Regions from separate parts of the Homo sapiens genome. Here all the other regions are linked to region 4. A link is a loop called in an ENCODE intact Hi-C map of the cell type or tissue named here. Cell type or tissue: PC-3. All regions are shown on one strand. Region 1 has its middle 70 kb from the start of LINC01807. Region 2 holds the start of DNER (delta/notch like EGF repeat containing). Region 3 overlaps DNER (delta/notch like EGF repeat containing). Region 4 overlaps DNER (delta/notch like EGF repeat containing). Region 5 has its middle 71 kb from the start of PID1. Region 6 overlaps DNER (delta/notch like EGF repeat containing). Region 7 overlaps PID1 (phosphotyrosine interaction domain containing 1).

The links. A loop is a pair of places that touch in the nucleus more often than their neighbours do. Peaks named below come from ENCODE experiments on the same cell type or tissue, not always from the same donor. Only the 100,000 strongest peaks of a DNase experiment are listed, where the experiment ranks them.
Region 1: it touches region 4 in a loop (3-fold over the local background); 26 of 110 quality-filtered maps call a loop at or near these places.
Region 2: it touches region 4 in a loop (7-fold over the local background); 16 of 110 quality-filtered maps call a loop at or near these places.
Region 3: it touches region 4 in a loop (15-fold over the local background); 81 of 110 quality-filtered maps call a loop at or near these places.
Region 5: a loop joins it to region 4, with 20 times the contacts of the local background. A loop is called at or near these places in 37 of 110 quality-filtered maps.
Region 6: a loop joins it to region 4, with 4 times the contacts of the local background. A loop is called at or near these places in 74 of 110 quality-filtered maps.
Region 7: a loop joins it to region 4, with 12 times the contacts of the local background. A loop is called at or near these places in 46 of 110 quality-filtered maps.

Annotation. Positions count from the first base shown.
Region 1 is chr2:228,679,238-228,683,237 of GRCh38, reverse strand. No RefSeq gene overlaps it. Among named protein-coding and RNA genes, the nearest start is that of LINC01807, 70 kb to the right of the region's middle. In PC-3, CTCF peaks have their summits at 1,464 and 1,663 (motif pointing left); a DNase peak (open chromatin) is centred at 1,627.
Region 2 is chr2:229,714,410-229,718,409 of GRCh38, reverse strand. It overlaps DNER (delta/notch like EGF repeat containing), which reads left to right and starts at 3,855. Exons shown (of 13, transcript NM_139072.4): 1 at 3,855-4,000. The coding sequence starts at 3,987. RefSeq lists enhancers at 2,399-3,172, 3,173-3,947 and silencers at 3,785-3,844, 3,915-4,000. In PC-3, CTCF peaks have their summits at 2,118 and 2,318 (motif pointing right); a DNase peak (open chromatin) is centred at 2,299; H3K4me3 peaks cover 871 bases.
Region 3 is chr2:229,429,756-229,433,755 of GRCh38, reverse strand. The region is part of intron 8 of DNER (delta/notch like EGF repeat containing); the gene reads left to right. Among named protein-coding and RNA genes, the nearest start is that of PID1, 160 kb to the right of the region's middle. In PC-3, a CTCF peak has its summit at 2,220 (motif pointing left); a DNase peak (open chromatin) is centred at 2,215.
Region 4 is chr2:229,585,025-229,589,024 of GRCh38, reverse strand. It overlaps DNER (delta/notch like EGF repeat containing), which reads left to right. Exons shown (of 13, transcript NM_139072.4): 3 at 537-631; 4 at 3,001-3,167. Among named protein-coding and RNA genes, the nearest start is that of DNER, 130 kb to the left of the region's middle. In PC-3, a CTCF peak has its summit at 1,746 (motif pointing right); DNase peaks (open chromatin) are centred at 1,754, 2,054 and 2,794; H3K4me3 peaks cover 817 bases; H3K27ac peaks cover 1,850 bases.
Region 5 is chr2:229,340,168-229,344,167 of GRCh38, reverse strand. No RefSeq gene overlaps it. Among named protein-coding and RNA genes, the nearest start is that of PID1, 71 kb to the right of the region's middle. In PC-3, a CTCF peak has its summit at 1,579 (motif pointing left); no DNase peak of the experiment used is centred here; H3K27ac peaks cover 1,810 bases.
Region 6 is chr2:229,443,673-229,447,672 of GRCh38, reverse strand. DNER (delta/notch like EGF repeat containing) reads left to right here. Exons shown (of 13, transcript NM_139072.4): 8 at 133-357. Among named protein-coding and RNA genes, the nearest start is that of PID1, 170 kb to the right of the region's middle. In PC-3, a CTCF peak has its summit at 2,449; a DNase peak (open chromatin) is centred at 2,542; H3K27ac peaks cover 1,543 bases.
Region 7 is chr2:229,130,991-229,134,990 of GRCh38, reverse strand. All of the region lies in intron 2 of PID1 (phosphotyrosine interaction domain containing 1), which reads left to right. Among named protein-coding and RNA genes, the nearest start is that of PID1, 140 kb to the left of the region's middle. In PC-3, CTCF peaks have their summits at 1,429 and 1,631 (motif pointing left); a DNase peak (open chromatin) is centred at 1,620.

The DNA of each region.
Region 1 (4,000 bases), 910 kb after region 4:
CTCACTTTATCTTGTCTGAAAAATGGGCATAATAGGCCCTCTCCTAACTTCTTCCCAAGGTAATATTAAGGATCTATGTGGACATAAGAATTTTTTTTTTTTGAAGTGGAGTCTTTGTCGGTTGCCCAGGCTGGAGTGCAGTGGCTCAATCTTGGCTCACTGCAACCTTCACCTCCTGGGTTCAAGCAATTCTCCTGCCTCAGCCTCCTGAGTAGCTGGGACTGCAGGCACCCACCACCATGCACGGCTAATTTTTTTTGTATTTTTAGTAGAGCTGGGGCTTCACTGTGTTGGCCAGGCTGATCTTGAACTCCTGACATCAAGTGATCCACCCACCTCAGCCTCTGAAAGTGCTGGGATTGCAGATGTGAGGCACCTTGCCCGGCCTGAAAACATGTTATCAAATAAGATTAAAGTTTTAAATTTGTGAAATGAAATACTATTGTCAAATATTTCTCTAGCCTTTCTGCATTGTTTAGTTTAAATCTTTCTTGACTTTAGACTTTTGGTCATATTTTCATCATTCATTAGTGCCCCAGTGTTTAATTAAACAAATAAATCAAGGAAAACAAAACAAGTTTCCACAGATCTTTTGAAGACTATATTAATTTTAAGTTGTATTTATAATTCACAGTTTAAGTTATACCATTAATGATAAAGCTAAATTTTCTTTAGATTATTTCCTTTCTTAACCTTGATCATCTATTGGAATGTAAATAGTATTGAAGCTAGCTTTGAAATCCGGGCACCAAAATTAGCCAAAATGCAATGTCAGAGCATTTCCCCCTATTTTCTAAAGATAAGAACTTGTGGGCTCACGAGGTCTAGGAAGATGGGTGGAGAACCCCTTCTCTCACACATGCTATCCAGACATCACTATTCTAATCTGGTGTCAGGACACCCACAGAATGGTCCCCTCTGAGAAAAGCACTCAAGCAGGCCCTTCTAGTAACAGGGCTTCCAAGACCACCTCCCTGGTCTCCAGCCCTCACCCTCACACACTTTCTCTTTCCTGGTCCTGTCACCTCAGGGGGCAGAGCCAGCCCAAGACCTAAGTTTCTGTTTCTGGGGAAACTCTCAGCCCCACGACCTTGCACTACTTCAGAGTAACCACTACCCTCTTCAACTTCTAAAGACATATGACTCCCAAACTACCTCTCTTCCCTTTAATAACACCTATCCCATTGTATGGCCCAAAATACCCTAAACTAAGGTCTGAGCAGGTTTTAAAAACAAAAACAAAAGCAAGCATTACTTGTTAGGAAGCGACTCTTACAGAAGGGGGCTAGAAGGAGACGAGAGCAAGGAGTAAAACCAGCTTTTGTCCCATCAGCACCGAGGGGTGACAGATTAATCTGCTCTCCCCCCAAAAATGTGCAAAACCATTAATGCACAGATTCATCTTCATAGTGAGCTCCTTATACCTGCCTTTGCCTAGAACTAACCGGTGGTGAGATGGGTAATAGACACTGCTCAAGAAGGCATAAGCACTATTTTTGCTGTTACCTGGAATCTCCCAGGGCCGTGTTTGTGGCTGCTTCGTGAGGTCTGTCTCTGAAGCTGGACTTCCTTCCCTTCTTCATGCAGTCGCTATTCCTTGGGTTGGATCTGGCATGCCTCCTGGTTTTCTTTGTTTTTCTTCCCTCTAGTGTTTAAATCAGGTACAACATATCCAATCCTTCCTAGCATTAGGCAACTTGAATCATGAAACTAAAAATGCTAAACGTTATCTTTGCTATAATTCAGTTAATTTCTCATTTTAAGATGTCCCCAAACCTCAAGTGACTCATTTAGGAGGCAGGTCTGTTTGGATTGAGCAGAGAATTACTGTTTTATTTTAAAAGTCTACCTCTGGTTATATTATCTATCTTATGTCTAATTTCATTAATGATATTTTCTCTTTCACTGCAATTAAATTTAACCAAGGTTTGTTATTATATTTTCTTCAAAACTAGCTATTGAGGCTACTTGTCAACACTGCTCCTTTTATATTTAGGAATTCATAAATTTAAACATATATCTCAATTTTGGTAGAATTTTAGATTATTTTCAAATTTTCAGAGATGGATATTTAGTTTACATTTTTAAAAAGAATAAAGTCTAATAATAATAATAATGGTAATAACTTATCTCTGAGCTCAGCTTGGTGATAGCCTTTGAATCTTTATGTAAGCCACACACATAAAAGTCAGACAAGTAGATATTTACAGTTTTTAAAAATCTGTAACTCCTATGGTTTTCTTTGTTTATATATTCACTATAATAAGCATTTCTATTTCAATCACATTGTGGTAAAAAGTATGCAGTGTAAAAATGGGAAAACTTGGAACTTTTGAGGACTTACTCATGATCTAATGTCTTCTATGAATCACTTGTAATTTTTTAAAAAATTTGGTGATGGAAGGTTTTTATTCTATCAACAGGATCCAAAGGTTGATTCCTATTGGATCGACTGTATAATTTATATTATAGAAATATTTCAGGTCCTTGTTTATCTTTCATGAACTTGCATCCATAAGGACTATTACTTGGGAATTATTTTTTATTATTCCATTTTTGCTCATTTATTTTCATATATAATAAAAGTAATGAATGTTTATTTGGGGAGACCTGGTAGCTATTGAGAAATCCAAAAAATAAAATGAATTACCTGTAATATAAGAAGAAAAGTCAGCCATTCAGAAATTTGAGTATTCCCCTTCCCATCTTTTAATATCTATATGTATACACACATATATATGTTAATATATGAGAGATGGCCTTATGACATATAAAGTATATTTATTCTAAACAATAGCGAGTAAATTTCTTTTTCCGGTTTTTAATATTATTTAATTGGAAGGTCAAATAATATGAATATTTTGCAGCTCTTTAAATATATTGCCAAATTGCTTTCTAGGAAGATTGTATTGATTATACTTCCACATAATATATATAAAGTATCTATTTTCCCACATCTTTAATTCAACAGGATATTATAATTTTTAAAGCTTACTGACTTAATTGATAAAAATTGTCATTACCATTTTCATGGGCTTACTTTTGATGGATAGCGAGGTATATTTTTTTAATCTACTTACTGTGTGTTTTCATTTCTTCATATTTATAGAATAAATTTACTTTCCTTGTCACTTTTTCTATTAGGGTTTTCTTGATTTTTTAAAAATTTTTATTTATTTAAATTTTTTGAGATGGAGTTTGGCTCTTGTTGCCCAGACTGGAGTGCAATGGCACAATCTCGGCTCACTGCAACCTTTGCCTCCCAGGTTCAAGCTATTCTCCTGCCTCAGCCTCCTGAGTAGCTGGGATTACAGGCACCTGCCACCACGCCCAGCAAATTTTTTTGTATTTTTAATAGAGACAGGGTTTCACCATGTTGGCCAGGCTGGTCTCAAACTCCTGGCCTCAGGAGATCCACCTGCCTCAGCCTCCCAAAGTGTTGGGATTACCAGCATGAGCCACCACACCCGGCTGATTTTTCTTTTTTTTAATTGATTTATAGGTGCTCTTTGTATATCAAATATACTATGCCAAATATTAGCAGTGAAATCTATAAAGTCGAAGCAGTTAGAAGTATAGTCAAAAAGGGATCAAAATCACAACCACAGTGAATTACATGTACTCCATTCAGTCTTTAACATATCTTGTAGCCCAAAATAATGGGGTATGGTGGATTTGAAAAATAATAATAATAGAACTAATGAGTTTTATTTTTATTTTCTTGTTCTTTCTTCAGAAATATTAGTTATCTGTATACCAGATCTTTGTTGCCTGATAAAGAGCTATTTTTTTCTTGTTGGTTTTCATGTCTTTTCTTCTTCTTCATCTTTATTTTGAAAGAAACTTTCTACCTTGTTCTTTACCTCATTGTTTAAATTTCCTGCAGTTGATGACCGTCTGGGAAACGTCTAAATGTTTATAATTAGTTATGCCACTTTAGTGTCCTCAAGTTGTTGCCTTCCTTTTGTCCAATTCCTCTTTCTTCTCAGTTTGCTATCAT
Region 2 (4,000 bases), 130 kb before region 4:
CTAGGCAATGTGTCCCTTCTCTCTATACGTGGCCAACTTTTTCTTTCAAGCTGACTCCAGCTTCAATCCAGCATCCAGTCCCACCCTCTGCAGGGAGGAGGGATGTTTTCTTGTATCCTTAAAGGTTAACTGGATGTGGGAAGGGGTAGCAGGAATGACGTCACTGTCTACAGGCAAATGAAGGTGCAGAGGGAAATAGAGAGACCATCTGCTGATGGCTGCAGAAAACTTAGATTCCTTTGGAAAGAAGGTGGGTGCTAAATCCCAGGTAAGTTGGAGGGGATTTATCATCTTATGATAAATAATTTAGTTTGGGTCTTAGTTCAAATCCTGGGAGATCAAGCTTGGTAACCTTTGCAATTTCTTCTAAATATAAGTTTCTAAGTCTGTGAATGATGACACGGTGCACCCAGGCTAGCATTCTCACAGGATGCCGTGGTGGACAGAGTATGAAAACCTCATCAGGAGTGGTGTTCTCATTGAGGCCAGTGGTTCCCAATTGGCTACCTGTGAACCTGCTGGCCTGGAAAGTTGATTTTCTCCATTTGTGACAAAATGCAAAAAATAAAGACAATTATATTTGCATTAGTTTGTAACATTTTTATAATAACCTATGGGTATAATGCAATTGAGGTGTAACTCTAAACTAGATCTGTGAAGAGAAATGAGTCCTGTAAATTGTTTTGAAATTCTTCCTTTCCACCAAATCCAGAAGCCTTAGAATTTCTAATGGGATCCAGCCTTCTACCTGGCAGAAATAGTACATGTGAGATCACTAGTCGTGCTGCCTGGCTCATTGGGAACAATCAGTCCTGCTCTGCCATTTACTAGTGTGTGGCCTCGAGTTATCTTACATCGTTGAGACTCAGTGGTTTAAAACTATAGTGGTTTATTTCTTATGTCATATGCCCATTGCAGGTTCCCATTGCTTCACATTGTCCTCTCTCAGAGACACAAGCTGGAGGAGCCCCCATTGCACCTCTTGGAATCTTGCCAGTTGTCACGCTAAGGAGAGGAGAACACAGTGGGACATGGGCAGGATTTTAAAAGTTTCCATCTGGAAGTGGGGCATACTATTCCCTGCACATTTTATGGCCATGGCCAATAATATGACCACATCTAACTTTAAGGAGGGCAGGAAGAGAAAGTCTTACGAAGAAGTAGCAGTAAGATCGAATGTACTATCATTCACCTCATATTCCATTTCATTTATTTTAGCTCAGCATTTTTACTGATTAAGATAAATTTACATGTTGATTCTGGTATGAATTTTATCAGCTGCCAAAAATTTCAACTCCATGGTTATTTCCCTAAAAACTTCTTGTAGCTTGATAGTGACCCCCCGATTGGTATGTTGTTAAACAGTTTTGAGTCCACTTAGCTGAATTTTCTCCATAAGGTGATCATGAGAAATGTTATCACTTTTTTTTTTTTTGCTAAAATCAAGATACATTATTGGTATATTTGGCCTTTGACTTGTCAATATAAGGACTCTATCAAAAAAGGAAATGAGGTGGGTCAGGATGAAGATTTGATATTCTGTAAGTTGGGAATAATATAAAATAAAAGCCTGGATTTTTAGCTTTCATTTAAACATAGAGGCAATATTATTTTAATCACTTTTGCTAATGTGACAGGGTAATACATTGGTTGGACTTTTTAGTTGAGTATTTGGGGGATCTTGCAGATGGTTGAAAAGCTGTCAGTAAAGTACCAGATCAGCTTTCGGAATCTACAGAAAAGACCCATTTCTCTGAGCGTGGTAACAGTAATAATAGTTAACACTTTCATGGCACTTAGTACATGGATGTTTTGGGACCAGGACATGCAAATCAATATGCTTTTTCCCCAGCATTAATCATGTTGCTCTGCCTATAAGCTAAGGTGCTGGAAGATTATAGTTTTCCTTTTTAGCCTGGAAAAAATGAAAGGATCTTGTATTGTCTCTGCCATAATATGCATTTTAAAGATTAAAGACTAAGAGAATACTTTTAGCAAGGAAAATTATCTGAAACATGCAGTAACCAGCATCCAGAAAATAAAACCACTTTTAATTATCCTATATTTCAAAATAATATGAAATACACAAACAAAGGGGTTGCTCAGGCAAAAGTACAATAAACTGAAATGTGATTTTAATTAACTCACAACCTTTTTACACTTCATCTTGCTTCATTTGTGTGTGTGTCTTGATGGAAGGCAATGAAGAGCACTATCCACTAGTCCAGGATTTAAGGTAAGAGAAGTTAGTTTCAGGAAAGAACGCAACTCCAGGGGCACAGAAACCACCTGAATGACGACACTAGTACCAGCAGAGGGTGCTGGCGTGGCACAAAATTAAGAATTTTCAAGAGGAAGAGGTCTTAGATTGAAAGACAGCAGGTGTGAGGAAAAATGTAATAACTCTATCCACTTGGAGGTCTGAATTCTCCGCTTGCAGATCTGTCTGGGGTTCAGTGATTTCCTGCAATGGCCACATGAATTTTAGGTATCTCCTGAAGCAGAAAAGTGTGACATTTGCTTCTGCGTTTGAACAGGACAGGGAGAAGCCGTGCAGTTTGCCTTCTGTTTCCACTGGAGGACTTTTAGCAATCCCTGGCGTCTGTGACACCTACAGCAGAAGTTCACATGGAGTCCTTACTTTAATTTTTTTAAAAAACAAAACAAGCTATTTTTGTGTTTACTAAAAAAAAAATTGGCCCAGACTGTCAATCCAGGGGAATCACATTTTCTTTTTTCATTTGGCCACCTTAAAAAGAAGGTAACAGGTACCTGGGAACCCACAGGTAATAGAGATTGTGAAAGGTCAGGTGGAGGAGACAAGGCTGGATGCGCTTTATTCAGCGGAGTGCAGCCTCCTTGGCGGTCGCAGCACCAGCCAGCCCAGCCAGGACGTGTAGAAGAGCCCGCCCCCCCCATCCCCTCCGAAGTAGGTCACAGCGAATGCTCCTTTTATGCAGAGTCCCCTGTTGCGATTCCTGCCGCTAGCAGCGCCTCTGCCAACCTGGGCTTTTGAACTGTTCTTTCGGGCGTTCTGGGCTGGGAGTCAATTGACCCACTGGATTCGAATCCAGACTTTCTGGGCCTCAGTTTCCCCCTAGGTTCAACGACAGGGGTGGACAGCCTTACACCAAGGCCTCTTCCCGGCCTCACACGGCGCGGCCAGACGTTCCTTAGTGGTGCGGCAAGGCCCCGCGCTCTGGAAAGGGCCGGCGAGAATGAGACAGCTGGGTCAGCACCAAGGACAAGGGCCCCGGGTCCGCCTGGCGGAGGCGAGGTCACTTCCAGGCGAACCCGGCTGCTGAGCAAGCGTCGGGCGCAGGGTTCCGTGGCCGGGCGGGAGGGCTTGGGGTGCCGGGAGAAGCGCTGTGGGAAGGGGAGCAGTCCCGGGGGATGAGGCAAGGCCGGGCCCCGCGGCGGTCTCGCAGATTCTGCGCCAAGAGGCCAAAGGTGGCTGCTGCGAGCGCGCCGCCCCTCCCTTGAGGCGCCCTGCCGCCTCCCGCGCCCTGCCCTGCCCGGGCCTTGGGGCGCACTCGGTGCTCCCGGCTCTGGAAGCCCCTCAAAGCCCCGCTTCCCTCACTCGTGGACCTCTCCAGCCCCTTTCCTGCCCCAGCGTCGCCTGGCTCCCTGTACCAGGGCTGCTTCTGGACACACCCGTGACTTCGACCCACTCCTGGGGGATGGGGTCCCGCATCGTCTTCCTGCAACCCCCATCCCAACTCCCTGCGGGGAAAGAGGCCCCACTCCCCGATGCTCCAGAGCCGGGGCCGCCAGGCGCCCCGCCCCCCGCTCGCCCCGCCCCGCCCCGCCCCGCAGGCCCCGCCCGCCGTTGCCCGGGGAACCGCGGATCCCGCAGCTGCAGGAGGCGCCCGGCCCGGCGGAGCAGCCCTAGCCGCCACCGTCGCTCTCGCAGCTCTCGTCGCCACTGCCACCGCCGCCGCCGTCACTGCGTCCTGGCTCCGGCTCCCGCGCCCTCCCGGCCGGCCATGCAGCCCCGCCG
Region 3 (4,000 bases), 160 kb after region 4:
GGTCTGTATGTTACTCAAAATCTTAATCTTGGTGCTGTATTAAATACTTCTAATATCTTCCATTTTCTGACATTCCTTTCTGCAAAAATATTATTCCTGTGGGTTAAGGAAGCTAGATCAGAGATGTGGGAAAAATTGCCCTCACGAATTTGAATATGAACTTGTTTATCCTCATTCCGCTTAGGCATGTGTGACTCCTAGTCATACAGTGAGGAACTAGAACACATTGTGCCACAGCTATATCCTTATTACTTTCCCTCATTCTGGCCTTTCTTTTCCAATACGTCATTTGTTGTCACTTTGGGATTCCTTTGTGTTACTTTTTTCCCTTATGTAAACCTCGAGAGGAGGGTAGCTTCCTTTAGTCCATGTGCCGATGGCTGGTAGATCATTTGACTATATGTTTCACTGTTGGTTTATTTATATGCCCATAGCTGGTACATGTTCTGACCATATGTTTTGCGGTTGGATTAGTTAAACGCGCTTAGGAGATGCCATGGCTGTTAAAATACAAAACCGGCTGGGCACGGTGGCTCACGCCTGTAATCCCAGCACTTTGGGAGGCCAAGGCGGACGGATCACATAGTCAGGAGTTCGAGACCAGCCTGACCAACATGGTGAAACCCTGTCTCTCCTAAAATTACAAAAATTAGTCAGGTACGGTGGCAGGCACCTGTAATCCCAGCTACTCAGGAGGCTAAGGCAGGAGAATTGTTTGAACTCAGGAGACGGAAGTTGCAGTGACCCTAGATTGCGCCTTTGCACTCCAGCCTGGGCGACAGAGTGAAACTCCATCTCAAAACAACAACAACAACAACAACAACAAAACACAAAAAATCCCATAACCACACTATATGTAGCATTTTCCTTGGACAACCCCTACCATTTCCCCGCATTTGTGAGAGTCAGAGATTGTGGGAGACGTTGTATACTTTTCTATTCTATAGCTTAGTGGCTCTCAAACTTGAGTGCTCATCAGAACCATGTTAGAGGGTTTAAGTCATGGAGTTCTGGGCCCTACCCTTAGAGTCCCTGAATCAGCGGGTCTTGAGTGTGACCTGAGAACACGCATTTCTAACTAGTTCCCAGGTGGTGTTGATGCTGCTGGTCTGGGGACTGCACTGAGACCCAAGTGTGATGAGTGCGGATACCTCAAATGAATGTCTATTAGTAACTAAGAGGTCAACTAAACCAAATTTAACCAATTGATTGTGAAATAAATTAAAAGGAAATAAACATTTTAAAACTCTTCTATACTTTTATACCGTTTAAAATTTCTCTTTGTTAGTATGCATACTTGTGTAAAAGTAATTATCTAGGTTTTATTTTCTCTTCAAAGTGCCATAATAGAGTCTTAGTCTTTGATTTTCCCCCCTCCCACCCATTTGTTGCCTTTGCTGGCCCCAGCACCCATCTTTGTGCATCCCATAATGAAAAACTTCTGGAATGTGAGGGTGTATGTCTACCTTTGCTTTTCTAAACTTTCTTATCATCTTCCTCACCTCAATTATAAACCAGCCATTTTTATGTGTTTATAAACATGCTAGATAATCAATTGAGGGTATGGGATTATTTTATTAAAATGCTTTTCTTACTGTTTATATGTAAACACACATAGCACAATAATCTTTAACTCAAATTATAAAATATTATTTTGTCATTATACTTAGTATTTAATCTTGGTGCTTTAATCATGGTATTACAAACATTTGCATTAAAAATATTTTAAATAAAAAGTAAGAAAAATAGGCCACTTTACAATGGATAATTTAAACTGTAGACACCATATGTTTATAGAGGACATATTGGTGAATTTGCAAGCTGTAGAGAAATATTTGAATGTTATGTTTTATTATTAAAGGGAATGGGATTTCTTCTTTAAATATAACCTGGCAGATTCATTTGCATCCCTCTGTGCCATCTATTTCCTTTTGTAAAAGACATCTTTTTTTTCTTTTTTTTTAATTATTATTATACTTTAAGTTTTAGGGTACATGTGCACAATGTGCAGGTTAGTTACATATGTATACATGTGCCATGCTGATGTGCTGCACCCATTAACTCGTCATTTAGCATTAGGTATATCTCCTAATGCTATCCCTCCCCCCTCCCCACACTTATCTTTTTAGTCCTCCTCTTTTGTTAAACTCCTGAGTAACTTTTTTTTTTTCCTTTTTCACTTGCCTAGATAATAAGTAGAATCCACCCTCTAGTGGCCAAAAGCAACATTAAAAAAAAAAGTCATAAGACATAGCTAAAACATTGTGAAGAGATTGATTTTTCTCAGTGTGACTAGTTTGTAACCTAGTCCTGAAGCCAATTCCAAGAGAAAGCTTTCAGAAATGTTTAGATCAACATGGCTAGAAAGATTCCCCAGATGATGGACAAGTTTAAAGTCAAAGGCCTTTAGACACTGTTTCCGTTAAAGCAGGTTCACTGCCAATTTCTCCTGGCTTCCAGTGTCCTTCATAAGCACAGTCACAAGTGAGCTGTCGTCTTCCATATAGTCCCAGATTTTCTTAAATGTTTTTGAGGGAGAATGCTCATTTTTAAGGAGATAACTCCAGATAGTGGTCGTTTGGTTTTTACTGTATATTTAAGAACTGTTTCCTTTCCAAATATAAATTAATTATGATTTACACTCAGTACATCTACAGAAGTTACAGAATTTTTAACATCTTCAAAGATTTTCTTTTCTGCATATTAAAAAGTATAATTCTTCTTTTAAAAAACAATTTCTTTACTAGCAGTGCGTTTATTATAATGTCTGTTCCCTGCATCTCAGAAAATCTCCTCTAATAAGTCTAGTCTTTTCCCTTTATAGACTATAGGAAATGTTCTTATCTCTCCACTAAAAAAATATTTTAAAAAGTTAGGGTTTTTCTAATATTATCTGTTTTCCTTACTGCCAATCAAGGGTTAGACATAAAGAATGGTCATCATTTCCCTTGTAATCGGTGACATAATTTAGAGTTGTGTTACTACAAATAAAATACCCATAAAACATGTGTATTAGTCAGGGTTCTCTACAGGGACAGAATTAATGGAATATATATATATATATATATTTACTAAGTATTAAGTCACACGATCACAAGGTCACATAATAGGCCATCTGCAGGCTGAGGAGCAAAGAGAGCCAGTCCGAGTTCCAAAACTGAAGAACTTGTAGTCTGATGTTCGAGGGCAGGAAGCATCCAGCACGGGAGAAAGATGTAGGCTGGGAGGCTAGGTCACAGTCTCTCTTTTCACATTTTTCTGCCTGCTTATATTCTAGTCATGCTAGCAGCTGATTAGCTGGTGCCCACTCAGATTAAGGGTGGATCTGCCTTTCCCAGCCCACTGACTCAAATGTTAATCTCCTTTGGCAACAGACTCACAGACACAGCTAGAATCAATACTTTGTATCCTTCAATCCAATCAAGTTGACACTCAGTATTAACCATCAGTTAATCAGTATTAACCATCACAGCATGGATGATATTACCCGCTTATATCACACAATAACATATCTCTGTTAATGGAAAATTAGAAAACATGAATATACATATTTAAATTAATAAAAGAATCCCTTAACAAAACAATTGTCAATTTTGGAAGATGTTTTTCCAAGCCTTTTAATGCATGTTTGTGCAAAACAGGCACTGGTAAAGAAAAGAACTCTTCTGTATTTATGTATGCAAAGGTTATTTGGCCCTCTGATTCTATTTTTCTAGCAAATTCAATTTACCCAGTTTGATCAAGCATCTTCTATATTCCTCAACCTGTGTGCTAAGGAAATGAGAGGAGAACAGCCTGTTGTTAAAGAGAAAATGCAGAGTTTGGAATCAAATATTGAGCAGTGAATCGAAGTTTTACTGCCAAGCAGGAAACCAGATCCAGCCCCGAGGTTAATCTCAGGGGATGGGGCTATGAAAAGGAAAAAGGGTAGGTTTTAAAAAGCCAAACATAAACAGGCTGTTTCGTATTGGAAAAATTTAGATCTTCAAGTTCCTGGGTG
Region 4 (4,000 bases):
CTACAAGGAAAAAGAAAGGCAGCGTTCAAGCTCCCCAGCCTTAGCATGTGCTCCTGGACCCATCAGCACACAGAAGAGTCATCAGACCTGATACTGCATGCACTTTGCAAGTCGAAGGCTGGCTTGCCTAGTCATTAGGCTTTTACCTGCTGTTTGTAAGTTAGTCCTTAAAGTTGGCCTCCTGGTTAGCATCAGGTTAAGCATAGTGCAGGGGTCAATGACTGCTTGTTAAATGAATGGAAAATGAGCAGGGAGTGACATCTGCTTCCTGTCCTGCAATATCCTATTGATCAGTTTTAACAATCCCAGGAATTTGTAGATTGCTCTCAGGGAAGCTGTTGCATTTCAGAACATCAAATGACAAAGATTTCATTTTCTTTTGAGTTTGTAAGGCTTCACTTCTTCATCTCCTCTCTAGCCCTACCCCCGCATCATCAAAAGGGATGAAGGAAATTCAGCATGGAATTTTGCTTTATCACATTATGTTATACTATAAACAACCCCAATCATATGTCGTTTTTTTTTTCCCTTCCCAGGTGATCCCAGATATTGCCTGTGGGAATGCCAGTTCTAACAGCTCTGCGGGTGGCCGCCTGGTATCCTTTGAAGTGCCACAGAACACCTCAGTCAAGTAAGAAAATTCTGAGTTACAAACTGTTAAGAGTGATGCTATGACCTATAAGTGGGGTTGTGTCCATCCGCGGACCTGGTGTGTAAGTGGCCTGTCAAGTGAGAATCGTGAACAGATTCCACGGGTAGATGTGGCCCCTGCCATTTGAAAACTAGAGGAAGCGATTTCAGAGGCAATTACAGTGAGGGTTTTCAGGCTGGACAAGTGGAATTGAGAAATTGGACTGGATGAGTCTGGTGTGAGGTGACAAACCGTGAGGCCTTAGATAAGATCTCAGCCAGATTCCTTGTCTCCCAAATGCTTTGCTTCCCAAATTATTGGCCTCTTAAGATTTTATTGGACCATCAGTTACATTCAGATGCATACTTTGCCCCAAATTTAAATTCTACATATTACAATTTTCTCTTTATTTTTTATAATTTTTATTTATTTATTTATTTTTACAGTTTTCTCTTTAAAAGCAAGCGTACAAAGAGAGTGTTTTGTTTAAAATTCAAGCTATTTTAAATGACAGGGTCCATTGTCACCGGTGGGGAAGAGGGAGAGGCATAGGGAAGCAGTGCTGGTTGAGACCTGATATGTGTGGTGCTTTATATGAGGCTCAAGTCAGCAGGTGCCCAGGAGCACAAAGCTGGGGGTGGGGTATGGGCCAGTATTAGGGTGCCCCAGGCCGGCTGACAACCCCCCACTGCCCATCCTTTTCAGTTGCCATTGACTACCACCCTCCCCACACTTTCCATGCAACCTAAGGGGCATTTGCTGTCCAGTCTTTGGGGATTTTTAGAAGACTGGGAACACGTGGCCTGGTTAACCAATCTGTTGCACTGGCTCCCTTTTAAGGGGCCTGCGGGCACTGTAGGTCTCTTCCATGTATCCATCGCCATTTTTGTCTACCTGGCTTTCTAAACAGTGGAGTCCCTGAACATGTTTGGAAGAGGGACTTTGTTACATTGCTCTTGCACCCTGGGTCACCACAGCCTTGAACTCACTCTGGCAGGGGAAGAGCCTGGAAGGGCTGCTTGGGAATTCCTGGGCTCAGGAGGAACGCTCCCATCCGGAGAGGCGGGAGAGGTGAAGCCTGAGGCAGCTTCGAGCTCTACCAGCAGGGGGACCCCGGTCCTAAGCGTTTCTTTCACTGCTCAGACTACAGCTGAAACCCCTGCCGTCCTGGGCTAGTTTTAGGAGCAGGATCTCTAGTTTCCTTTACTCTTAAAACATCTCTCGGCCCTTTCTTGTCTAGATCATATTATCTTACCTTGATAAACCTTTCCAAATTTTCTGGTCTTCTATCTCGTTAAATGCTTTTGTTTTTTTCCTCTCAACAAACCTGCCATTCTCTGAGACTCCCTTAAGCTGCAGAACGGGACCGAATTAGCAGAGTCTGACTCAGACGAAGTGAGATGGGAGTGCCGAATGACCTGAGGGCACTGAATTCACTTGTGGGGGTTACTAGCTCCTTACGCTTTCATTTCCTCATGAATTTAGTCACTGATCAAAGCTTTACTGAGCCCCTGCTGCACGCCAGGAGCCCTGTGCTGGGGGAGCGGATCTGTGCGGAGTCTACTGTGATCTTCTCCAGGAGCACTGGGGAGAATGGGCAGCTGTTGGGATGTTGGGAAGTGGTCAGGAGTCTCTGGGAAGAGGTAATATGTGGGCTAGGAACACATTTCCAAGGTGGAGAAGGAGACAAAGCTTGGGAGGTGAGAAAGAACTGGGTTGGGGTAGCTCGTAGTAGCTGAAGCATTGGGCTGTGAGGAGAAAAGCGCAGGAGGGCAGCTGGGGTTGGGGTTGGGGTTGATGGGCTTTCTGTGACATCCTATTCTCTGTGGGGTGGTTTTGTGTGTTTTTTTTTTTTTTTTTTTTTTTTTTTTTTTTTTTTTTTTTTACCAAAAATGAGCCAGGGGAGGCCTGAAGCATTGGGAGGTGGATTGTATGTGATTGTGTGTGTGTGTGGGTGGGTGGGTGGGGGGTGTTGGGGAAAGGTGACACACTTTTGCTTATTTTGGCAGCATAACTCAGGTGGCTGTGTTGGGTTGCAGTCCACGTTTATGACAAATTTAAGCAAAACTCTTTTTATATTGTGTGGCTATGGAAGGATTTGTCTGAAAGAGAACTCAGTGTACTCTTTTACTGTTCATCAAAGTGGTTACTCAAAGGTGAGTTACCAGTGACTCATTTTGTGGTACACTGTGAACAAGTGGGAGTGTACGCCTTTACAGTGGACGCCCGCGTATCTGTTTATGCCATCGATCTCCTGGTACCTTGGTAGATGCACATACCATCTTTGTATTTATTTTTAATTTGAAGAACTGGTTCTAAGATGAATTTTTCTGAAAGGAGCTTTCTGTTTACATCATTCCTGTTTCCAGGATTCGGCAAGATGCCACTGCCTCACTGATTTTGCTCTGGAAGGTCACGGCCACAGGATTCCAACAGTGCTCCCTCATAGATGGACGAAGTGTGACCCCCCTTCAGGCTTCAGGGGGACTGGTCCTCCTGGAGGAGATGCTCGCCTTGGGGAATAATCACTTTATTGGTGAGTTACCAAAATCTTCTACTCAACACTGCATCTGATTCAACCCAACTTTGGTTTGGTGTTGAGACAGTAGGTAGGGAATTTTGCTCAGATAATCTGAATTCTATCCATCAATGCTATTTCTTTCACTTTGGTAAGGTTTTAGAATAAAAACTGGATTCTAACATAATATTTCTTTTTTTCTTTTTTTTTTTTTTGATGATGGAGTCTCGCTCAGTCACCCAGGCTGGAGTGCACTGGCGCGATCTTGGCTCACTGCAACCTCTGCCTCCTGAGTTCAAGCGATTCTCCTGCCTTAGCCTCCTGAGCAACTGGGGCTACAGGCACCCACCATCATGCTCGGCTCATTTTGCATTTTTAGTAAAGATGGGGTTTCACCACCCTGGCCAGGTTGGTCTTGAAATCCTGACCTCAGGTGATCTGCCTGCCTCAGCCTCCCGAAGTGTTGGGATTATAGGCATGAGCCACTGAGCCTGGCCCTAACATAATATTTCTAGTGTGGCTCAAAGTGGAAAGGCATGGGCTCTGGAATCCAGCGACTGTGTTCCAGCCCTGGCGAAGGCATCACAGGTGTGTGATCTTTGGTACTGAATGCTCTGGCCATCAGTTTTCCTTTGGAATCTTTCATCTGCTTCTTTTTCCAGAAATTGTGGAAAACTTGAGGTGTTGGATGTTGGTCTCTCAGGATAACCTTTGTTCCCAGTTGATTTTGGCCTGACTTAGGGCGTTCAAACACAGCACCTCACAGTGATTTGCCACTGCAGGGTCCCCAACTCAGAAGTAACTGGTGGGATTATAGCTCTCTTTGGGGCCCCTCTCCTCCATAACCACCC
Region 5 (4,000 bases), 240 kb after region 4:
ACTCATGCATTTTGTCTTTTATAGGAGTCTTACGGTGTGCTATAAATGGATTTACTTTAATTCTCAAATAGTCTCAGAGGCTAGTGATGATAAATAATTACGTAGTTGAATGTGAACTGTGATCCAAACAGCTTTAAATGTAGAATTAACTCTACATTTAGTGGGTAAACCTGAGGCACTAGGGGGTTAAGCTGATGGTTGATGTACAAGTGGGTCGTTTGCTTTTCAAGGCCTTATTTTCAGGGTTCAGCAGAGTGAAACTTTCTTGAAAGGCTGCGACTGGTTGGATCGCCTCCATCAGGATGGGTATGGCCATGCCATTCCTCAGGTATTTCCCTTGAAGGCAATCACCATTTCACAATGACAGGACCAATTTCCAGCTGTTTTCTTCCAAGGCAGACTCATCCCCAGAAGCATTGCTCCCAAGGCATAACTAGCTTTTCTTCCAGCCCCTTCTGTTTTGTTTAGATGCTTGCTCTACTAGATTGTATGGCCTTTCTGGGTGGAAACTCCACCTTCATTCTTGCCCCACTCACCAGAGGCATCCATGATTTGTTGAGTGATTGACTTCCACACTGTTTCCTATCCTTCTCCCCACCCAATCACATCTGAGTGATTAAGAAGCATCAGTGAACTCTTTCCAGTCCCAACACACTCCCTTACCCAATTCCTTTATTTCCATTATTCCGAATGAATGTGTCTGTATCATATCAGAATTTCCCAAGCTTGCCCGATTGTGGGAATCACTGCCATGCTGTGAAAGTGACAGGTTCCAAGACTTTGCTTACTGGAGACTCTGATTCAACCAACAACTGTTCTGTGCTTGCTTTGGGCTAAGTTTTGAGCCATGTCCTAACAGTTCAGGGTGAATAGATTGATTCAGGTGGATTGTCTTTAAGGAACTGAAGTTGAGGAGGGAGTTCATTGGAGGCTTTGGGTATCTGATGGTAGGAAGTGGGAAGACGGTGTAGAAGGCAAAAGAGCCAGACACCACTTGCCATGTGCCCAGGGCTGAGCTGGATCCATGAACAGGACATTCAGGCCAGCTCAGAGTAGGAAGGCTCTGATCTTGAGGGAGAAGGTAATAAAACAAATAATTGCTGATTAATTCTGTTCCCACCCTGACTATTGTCCATAAAGCCTATCCATCAATTTGCCTGCTGTCAAACCATTGGCACAACAATTTAAGAATCTGAATCCAAGAATCCAACAATTGGGGCTGTGTACTCGCAGGGACTTGGGCCCTTGCTGCATTTCCAAGAGTTCTCTCCCTCTTGCAGTGAGCTCACAAGTGCGCAAGTCTAGGCTCAAAATAGAGCAGTTTTGCAAAACAAAATAGAGAAGTTTTACAGCACAGTTGCACATTTAAATCTAGTTGTGACTGAAAATAACCCAAATCTAGCTCCTAGAGGATGCCAGAACTTATCTATTAATTGTACATTTATTTGTATTAAGAATAGATCTTTCTGTGCAAAATGCTCTCAGACTGAAATAACTAATTTCAGATTCCTCTGGGAAATCAGGGGAAACAAGGCTGCTTACCTGGGTTTGCCTCTTTCAGACTTTCGGGGCGCCCTCCAGTGGCTGGGAGCTGGCTGACCGAGGAGGACCTGAGGATTTGGTGTGGGATCTGCCAGTCAGGTTTGCCTCCAGATTCTGCTTCCCTTGGCTTCTCTTGAGCTTTGCACTGGACATGGGTTCGTTTCTAAGCTATTCATTAACTAAAAAGGGCTGGGAGCCATTGCTCTCTCATCTTGCCTTTGCTGCACAGAGAGAAGCAACTTTTTGGCTCTTGCTTCCACAAGAAAGTCTTCTCCTTCCTAAATAGCAGGGATGCAGTGATGAGGATGGACATGTGCTGTGCTCACTCAGATGGATTTCCCAGCTCCCAACTGCATCCTCAGAGAACTGCCCAGCACAGAGGTGACCCCTGGGGCATCATTTTGCTCTTCTTGGGCAGCAAGCTCTAACTTGTATAAATCATCATATTCTTCAGGGATTTGCCCTTCTGCCTTCAGGTTTATATTATTAAACTATGCTCCTATTTTTACAAAAGGCCTCCTTCTCCAAAGTCAAGACATACAGACCATTTATCACCATGCACAGATCTTGAAATTCCTTTGAAGACCTTGGTAAGGGCTCCAATCCCATACTTATCCCTTGTGTCCTTCCAGTGGCATTCTGGTTGTTTGTGCAACTGTTTCCAATAGAGGTCTTTAGGGGCTATTGATCAATAAAAGTCTACTCTGACTGGCTTATCTAAAGTTGCGACACACACACACATGCACACACACATCTCCCACTAAACTATAAGCTGTGATAAGGGAGAGTTCTTCTTTTATTCATATCTGTGTTCCTAGGGCTTGGATTTCAGATAGGCACAAAGTAGGTTCTCAATGAACATTTGTTGAATGAATAAATAAGTGAATGAATGCCACATAGCAAGCTATCAGATAGTTTCTCTCTAACCTTTTCATCATGTGTTTAACATTCACGATTGGACATTCAAGGGATTTCTTCTTTCTTTCTTTCTTGCTTGCTTGCTTGCTTTCCTTTCCTTTCTTTTTTTTTTTTTTTTTTTTTGAGACAGAGTCTCACTCTGTCACCCAGGCTGGTGGGCAATGGCATGATCCCGGCTCACTGCAACCTCCGCCTTCCAGATTCAAGCAATTCTCCTGTCTCAGCCTTCTGAATAGCTGGGATTACAGGTACCCGCCACCACACCTGGCTAATTTTTTTTTTTTTTTTTTTTTGAGACGGAGTCTCACCGTGTCACCCAAGCTGGAGTGCAGTGGCACCATCTCGGCTCACTGCAAGCTCCACCTCCCGGGTTCATGCCATTTTCCTGCCTCAGCCTCCTGAGTAGCTGGGACTACAGGCACCCACCACCACACCCGGCTAATTTTGTGTGTGTGTGTATTTTTAGTAGAGATGAGGTTTCACCATGTTGGCCAGGCTGGTCTTGAACTCCTGACCTCAAGTGATCTGCCTGCCTCAGCTTCCCAAAGTGCTGGGATTACAGGTGTGAGCCACCGTGCCTGGCCTGGACATTCAAGAGATTTCTAACTTTTCACTTTTATCAGGAAAACTCTAATGATCCTCTCTCTACATAACCTGGGCCAGTTTCACTGAGGCTTTCCTCTGGCCAGCTCACTGGATGTGCCTCGCCAGGTGAGTGTACGAAGACTCTTGGGATGCAGTTATTTTTGGTACTCCTGACATTGTGGTCTTTCCACGCTTTCTGTCTCCCCAGATGTCAGACATGTCTTTTTGTCTTGCTGCAGGCACCATCCTCTCCAGCAGGCCTTCCTGCCTTCCTAAATACCTTCTTTGAGGTTTGTGAACTGAGATTTTTGAAGGTAGAGTTTCATCTTCAATTGCCTAGCATAGGGTCCAGAATGCATCAGAACGTAACAGGAGCTCAAGAAATGTTTGGTGAGTGAATCAGTTATGTAGCGAGTGGAGCAGGGGTGAATTTGTATCCATGGGAGCTGGGCCCCTGTCCCACTGGCCCTCCAGGCTGGCCTGGTGCTGTTCCTGCTGCTCCTGGTGACCATATGGTGTCCTCGCCACAGAGGTCTTGTGGGTGTACTGCTGCCACATGAGTCATGGTGGCCTCTGAGAGCTGCACTGGGAGCTCAGGCAGCCCCATGAAATGGGCTTTTTGCTCCAGGAAGGATTTTGTGGCTTCCAAAGTTCAGAGGGGACTTCAGTGAAGAAAAGTAATTTCATAGTCTTAACTTCAGAAGCAACCAATGCCTTCAAGAGTTTTTCTGGGCTGTAATCGATCATGTTTGGAGCAAGACCACAGGGCCGTCTTGGCAAAGGCCATCTGGAACTCAGGGAGTGGGAAAGCAAGGGCTAATTGGTTGTGTGTGTGTCTGGTGGGAGGCTGGAATCTCTGACACTCATGGAGAATGGGGGTGGCAAGGCCGCTGGCTGGCTCCCTGGGCTGGGAGTCTGGGACACCAGGCAGGAGGAAGCCAGCCTCCTCTCTGCT
Region 6 (4,000 bases), 140 kb after region 4:
TTGGGTTGTGACATATCTGGAAGCTGTGAATGAATTAATTGTTATGCATATACAGTGGAGCAGACTCAGTTGATTAGTTATTATGTGCAAATGTGTTTTAGTTTTTTTAAGCTCTCATGTGTTTTTTCACAGGATACTTCGGATCTGCTTGTGAAGAAAAGGTGGACCCCTGCGCCTCGTCTCCGTGCCAGAACAACGGCACCTGCTATGTGGACGGGGTACACTTTACCTGCAACTGCAGCCCGGGCTTCACAGGGCCGACCTGTGCCCAGCTTATTGACTTCTGTGCCCTCAGCCCCTGTGCTCATGGCACGTGCCGCAGCGTGGGCACCAGCTACAAATGCCTCTGTGATCCAGGTGGGTACCGCCCCTACACAGTACATCTTCCTTTTCTCAATCTCAAACCAATCTCAAAAGACCATTACTTTTTCTTTTGCATCTTGGTATACTTGTAAATAAAAGTGGTATACTTACTGGTATGCTTGTAAGTAAGTATACTTACTGATATACTTGTGAATAAAAGTGAATTCCACTCATTTATGACACACTTTCTTTTTTAGATTTACTCTTGGCAGGGTTAAAAAAATACTCTTTCATCATTTCATGATCAACTCACATTCATTGTAGAAAAAACAAGCAAAATAAAGAAAATTGAAAACAGGCTTAATCTCATCACAGGCTAAGCATTTTTATCAATTTACTGTAAGTCACTGCAGAACTTTCACTGTGTTGTGTATCTTTTACTATTGTGTGCTTAAGTTAACAGAATATCTTCTTTCATCTTAACGTGCATGAAAAGCACGGTGCAATACATTCAGAATTGTGTCATCTATTAAAATTGTTACTCTATGCACATTATGTTATATCACTGGCTCCCTATGTAAGAATTTAAAACTTTTACCATTTAATTTCCAAATGCCTTCTGCATTTGCATTACAGATTTTTAATTATGGAGGTTTTGATACCTAGAAGTGAGTGATTACTAGTCAAAATTTTGTGTGTGCACAACCCACTAGTGTAGTCAGAAAGGAATGCACGGGGCAGCCCTTTCCTCTCGTTTCTATTCTGTGTATGTCTCCATCCTTACACGAGCTGGCTCTTTAGAAAGCTTCCCAGCACAATGAATCCCCACACATCTCCCTGGCCAGTCAGTATGGCTGGCCAGTATCTGGTTTGGCTTGACCCTGGCTTTGCTGGTGCAATGGCCTCTAGCTGGAATGCGTGCTCCCCGTTACCCCACCTCACTGTACAAACTTCTACTTCTGGGGCTGACTCAGTTTCCCTTCCTCTGGGTTCCGACAGTCACCTACAATATCACTTTTGTGGTCTTGGAAACAGAACATTAATTATCCTTGTATGTGTCTCTCTCCTCCTTAGGGCTGGGAGGAACTGTGTTTTATTAATAGCTTTTGTATCAGCAGCAATCACCCTAAGCCACTATTTAGTGAGCACTGATCTTTCTAGATTCTGAGCCGGGTGCTTCACATCTCTGGTCTTTTTAGTGTCACATTTACACCAAGGTTTGAAATGCCTCTAGAGGTTCAGTCATGTGCCTGTGGCTACACACCCAGAATGGGGGCTGAGCCCAGATTCGAATGCCGGTGTCCCTGGTTTTGCTGCTCCAGTGCCTGGCCTGGAACTTCCAAAGGGCATGTCTCATACTCAACGAATAACTCAACAAGTTACTGAGAAATGCAATTTGGCACTTGAATGGTGTTGAAAAGCCTTTTTTCACATAGACTCTTAATTCCCCGATTTTCTAAGCAACTGATATTTTGCCAAGTGCCTCTTTCCTCTCTGCTCTGACATTCAGAGGGAATAGGGCTGTTTAATCTGCTTTGTAACAATGTTAGTAGTTAGGATTCTCCGGAGAAACAGGAGACAGAGAGCGAGGAGAGAGAGAGAGATTTATTTTAAGTAACTGGCTCATGCAATTGTGTGGACTCACAAGTCCAAAATCCGTAGGGAAGCTGGCAGGCTGGAAACTCAGGCGAGGTTTCTGTGTTGTGTCTTGAGCTGAATTATTTCTTCTTTGGGAAACCTCAGTCTTTGTCCTTAAGGTCCTCAGCTGTTTGGATGCAGCCCACGCACATTCTGGAGAGTCATCTGCTTCATTCAAAGTCTGCTGATTTAAACGTTAATCTCATCTAAAACACACCTTCATACCAACATCTAGATTAGTGTTTGAGCGAGTATCTAAGAACCATGGCCTAGCCAAGTTGACACCCGAAATGAACTATCGCAGTAACATTTTTGGATCTCATAAACCTTGAAGTGAAACAGTTTCTCCACTGTGTTTGACATGAGGATATTTTTCTTGGTTGACCTCCATGCTCTCCTTCAGAGCCAGGGTGGAGACAGGAATAGCTGCCCCTCAGAGGGTCCAGTTTTCTTCCATGTGGATTCGGGCTCACATGCTGTGAGCTGCGTGTCCTGTGGGAGGAGGCAGTGTGGCGCTGGCCCTTACCTATTGGGAATGTGGATCACTGAGACAACTTGTGTTTGCAAACTAAACAAGCTGCAATTGTGCTGGAAGAACAGAGGCTTACTCACGTACTGACTCACGAGCACGCTGTTCCCAGCTCTGCTCTGGATGTCGTAACACATGTGAAAATACCCCTCAGCAGCATTCTGAACAAAAACTTCCTTAATACTTTATTACCTGTCTCCTGAGAGTTCCGTTCTCTCTGTGAAGCCCCACAAAGAAGAATTAAATATTGTAAGACCAGAAAACAACTTTATTTTCTCCTCCCTTTCTCCTCTGACTTCTTTTCTTAATTATATCAAACTTTTTCTTTTTTAAAATTTTTTTGAGATGGAGTTTTGCTCTTGTTGCCCAGGCTTCAACCTCTGCCTCCCGGGTTCAAGCGATTCTCCTGCCTCAGTCTCCCAAGTAGTTGGGATTACAGGCTCCCACCACCACACCCTGCTAATTTTTGTATGTTTACTAGAGACAGGGTTGCACCATGTTGTCCAGGCCGGTCTTGAACTCCTGACCTCAGGTTATCTGCCTGCCTCGGCCTCCCACAGTGCTGGGATTACAGGCCTGAGCCACCATGCCTGACCCAAACTTTTTCTTATAGTTAGTTGATTTCTAAAACTTAAAATTGAAGGGAGTTAGAGATAAATAGTGTTTTTTAATAATACCAAATAGAGTTTTTCAACACGTGTGAGGCAACCAAATAGAAAATATACTGCCTGATGTTTCTCTTTCCACATTGGGAGAGGCAGCCGAGAGTGGTAGAAAGGACCTCTCTAACATCCTCGCTTATTGACTAAAACCATAGGAAATTTACAGGCATCTCTGGGACTCAGTTTTCCCCTCTATCAGAAAAGAGAGGAGAGTTATATGTCAGAGCATGAAATGAGAGGCAGGCAGCCCATTTCCTGGCATGGACTAGTGAAAGCTCTTCTTTCTTTCTGTCCGTGGAGATTCCAGCAGGATTCTCGAGCTATGTGGGGGTGAAATCACTCCTGTTTAATTTCCACTTTCCTTCCGTCTATTCTCTGCTAAAACATTCATGCCCACTTGGAGCGTTTGACTTGATAATTGTCTGTGGTCCAGCAGTAGCCCCTTAATAGCCTTGAAAAGCCTGAAGACGTGTGCATTCTGTTCGTGGAATGAACATGATCCCTTCATTTGTTCAGCAGTCTCAAAGCAGAGCCTTGTAATCGTGACAGGGCCCTCTTGTTGAACCTGGGAGCTGAAACTGCCTTCAGAGGGGATGTTTCTTCAGATTGTTAGGTGACTGTGTAAAATAAAAAAGGCATCTTAACACCAGGCAAGAACTTACATTTTAAGAGGTGAACATGACAAGTCTGTGAATGTGAAATTTCTCGTCTTCATCTTTTGGAGCATGTAATTGCTTCAACACCAGTTTGCATAATGGAAGAATCTCACGAGAATAGGTGAAATTGGGCATCTAGCTATGGAGCAGCAAGGCTGATCTTCTTTACAGAGAGCAAACGGATCTCATTTCATAAAATGGCAGCAGATTGA
Region 7 (4,000 bases), 450 kb after region 4:
TTTCTTCATTCTCTCTTATGTTCCCTTTGTGTGAGGGCAGAACTAAAATAGGTTAGTACATAAAATTTCTATTTGTGGGGATTTATCCCACGGACATAGTAAAAGTAATATACATTAACCTGTGATCAGGTGAAAAGTTCAATATATTGACATAAGAGATCAGCTAAAATAAGTATGGCATATCTCTTGGAAAGAATACTATATAGTCATTAAATCATGCTTAATACTGCCACATGACTCTAAGATTTTAATAAATCAAATAGTATTACATGTACTCTGCATTCATCTTTATGCCAAAAAAAAATAAGGTGATACCCTTGAAGTTAGAACAGTTATTATCATAGTATGGGACCATTCCTGGTGGCTTTTATTTTTCTTTGTACTTTTTTTAGCTTCAACATTTTTCAACAATGTTCACGCTTTAACTTTTGGAATCAGATAACAACAGTGGCCAGGTGTGGTGGCTCATGCCTGTAATCCCAGCACTTTGGGAGGCCAAGGTGGGCGGATCATGAGGTCAGGAGTTCGAGACCAGCCTGGCCCGCATAGTGAAACCCTGTCTCTACTAAAAATACAAAAAAAAAAAAGCCAGGAGTGGTGACAGGCGCCTGTAGCCCCAGCTACTTGGGAGGCCGAGGCAGGAGAATTGCTTGAGCCTGGGAGGCAGAAGTTGCAGTGAGCCAAAATCACACCACACCACTGCACTCCAGCCTGGGTGACAGTGCAAGACTCTGTCTCAAAAAAAAAAAAAAAAAAAAACACAGGTAGTAAACATTGTTATTGAAAGAATGCTAGTGGAATAGTTCAGTCTTTGGCAATGAAGCCAGAGATCGGCCTTTAGTATAAAGGAAGATCATTAGGTGACTGATGGTTCTCAAATGGGATGATTTTGTCCCCACGCAGGGGACATCTGGCAATGTCTGGAGGTACTTTTGGTTGTCACACTAGGGAAGTGATACTAGCTTCTAGTGGACAGAGGCCAGGGCTGCTGCTCAGCATTTTAAAATTTTTACAATGTATCCTTCTCTCCCTAGTTAAGAATTATCCAACTCAGGGAGGTGGGAGGGATAGCATTAGGAGATATACCTAATGCTAAATGATGAGTTAGTGGGTGCAACACACCAACATGGCACATGTATACATATGTAACAAACCTGCACGTTGTGCACATGTACCCTAAAACTTAAAGTATAATAATAATTAAAAAAAGAAAAAAAAAAGAATTGTCCAGCTCAAATGTCAATAATTCTGAGATTGAAAAACCTGCTCATTGGCTGGTTTAAATATTTTAAGTTATCTCATTGGCTCATATCAATGGAAGAGGTCAAATCAGTTGAGTTGTCGATATTGGGCATGAAGAATTAATTTACTTTCAGGTAACCTGTAACAATATGCTGACCTAATTATCGAAGGATTTGAGATGAAATCAAACTTCTGTACTCTTACATCTGCAATTCACATAGTTTTCATCTGGGTTGTGTATCTCAAAGGGAAGAAGCCAGGCAATAAATTTGAGGTTAGTCTGTTGATACTAATTTAGGTCACAGAATTCCGTGGAAGAAATTGGTAAAGGTGATTGCCGTAGGAGGACTACTCAAGTCACAGGGAATGAAGAGAGTTCTGGCTGAGGGAATAGTGCCACCTACTGAATTGTGTTTGTGTTTTCTACAGGTTCTAATTTATGCAGGCTTATGCCTGGAAGTGTTACTTTCCTTTATTGATCTTGCACATCTCCTTAAGTAGTCACTGCCAGAACTTTAAACAATATTTAGTTATTATCGGATCAAGGTGTAATTAGAAACAGCTGTGAACAATTGCATACCATCCAGCTCCTGAAGTAGCAAACTAAATTGTACTTGGCCTTGGATTGATTAATACAGATTGTGTCTAGCAATCAAAATAAATCCGTCTCCAGGTAGAGTGCCAGGAGCCATCTTACCAAGATAACACAGAAAGATTAAAAATGCATGAAATGCACCATTTCCTAATGTCGCCAGGTTAAAAAAAAATTAAAGCACAAAGCATTGGCTACAACAAAATTGTCAACATTTTTATCCTTTTTCAAAATTTCAGCCTTGATCTTTACTTTGTGTATTTATGAAAGCATATTTAGAATTCTCTCATCTTTCGCCTAAGTATTTAAAAAAAATCTCTACAGTGCAGTGCATACATTGTAATATACCTATTTAATAATGACAGCATTTTTAGTTAATTTGAAAAATCATTTGGAATTACATATTGAATTGGGTGGGTCAGATAATTTGTTACCATGGTGAATCTCTTCATTGGAATTAAAGAGTTTGTCTCATAAAATTATATGCCTCTGTGTAATATGTTAATTAATGCTCCTAATCAAACATTTAATTACATAATGAGCCTGGATTAATTTGTAACCTGAATCTAAAAGCTAATTCATATAAAATTCAAAATAGTATGTATGAGAGAGAAACTAAGAATTTCTAGCACTTGAAACTTTGTTTTGAAGTTCTAGCAATCCAAGCCGGTAATAAGCAGAAGGACTTCTGGCCAGTTTCAAGGCCAGAAAAGCCGGCAGTGATAGTGACACCGAAAGCTGGATCTCTCATGTTCTTATGCTGAATCATGTGGTTCGAAAGGCAGTTTTATAATGTCGACTGTTTTCTCTGGGATCGTGATAGCCCATCCTGTAAGTACAAAGGAGCCAGAGCTTGAAGGGGACCCCTTCTTCCTGATGTCACACATGGAACATAGATGGTTGTGGTCCTCAGAAGCTCATTGGAGCCATGACCCCAAGGAGATAGAACAAGGCTTTGTCTATTAATTCTTTATCCCCTGAGATAATAAGTGTATCCTTCCTTTCTTATAGCCAATTTTAAGCCTTCCATCTCCCAGAAGTGAGCAGTCTATATACCTTTAAAAGGAGATGGTTCTACCACGTGCCATCATCTGGAGTCCCTGGAAACAAAGAAGTGAATATTCAAGAAACCAGATGCGAGAACTATAAAGATTGTTACTGTCTACATTGCTCTTTTCTAAGATAGCTTAATCCTGCTCTAGAGAGGGTTTGCTCCCAGACAGAAGGATGATAGTACTAGATCATAACTAATCTTCTGCCCACCCTCATGTCACTGTTGTTTAACAATGACTGATATTGAGATAAATGAATATTTAGCACATCTTTCCACCGAGACGGAGTCTTGTTGCATTTTTCACAAAACAAACGCTTTTAAGAAGTGAACGTTGCTTGGCTGATCTTCATCATTTATTCAAGCTGAAATCTTGGTTTTTAATTTACAAATAGGATTAATTACTGAAATTCGTATCTAGTGTGAATATTTGATGATGACTTTTGGAACAATGGACATTTTGCCTAAGCTATGAAATTAATTATTAATACTTCTAAACTTTAGCCAAAATGGTGATTTTCACATGTGGAGATTCTTTACTCTTTTCACATGACTTTGTTCTCATAGAAAAATGTGGCTGGCCATGGTGGCTCACACTTGTAATCCCAGCACTTCGGGAGGCTGAGATGGGTGGATCACCTGAGGTCAGAAGTTTGACACCTGCCTGGCCAATGTGGTAAAACCCCATCTCTACTAAAAATACAAAAATTAGCCAGGTGTGGTGGCACATGCCTGTAGTCCCAGCTACTTGGGAGGCTGAGGCAGGAGAATAGCTTGAACCCGGGAGGTGGAGGCTGCAGTGAGCTGAGATCGCAACACTGCACTCCAGCCTGGGAGACAGAGTGAGACTCTGTCTCAAAAAAAAAAGAGAAGAAAAGAAAAGAGAAAAGAAAAGAAAAGAAAAGAAAAATGTAGTATTTATTTAAAGTGTTTATGCTCCGATGTTATAGGCTGTATCGTGACCCCTCAGAATTGAAGTCTTAACCCTCAGTACCTCAGAATGTGAGCATATTTGGAAATAGAGTAACTGAAGATATAATTAAGTTAAGATGAGGTCATATTGGAGTAGGGAGCGACCTTGATCCGATATGGTGGGTATCTTTATAAAAAGTGGA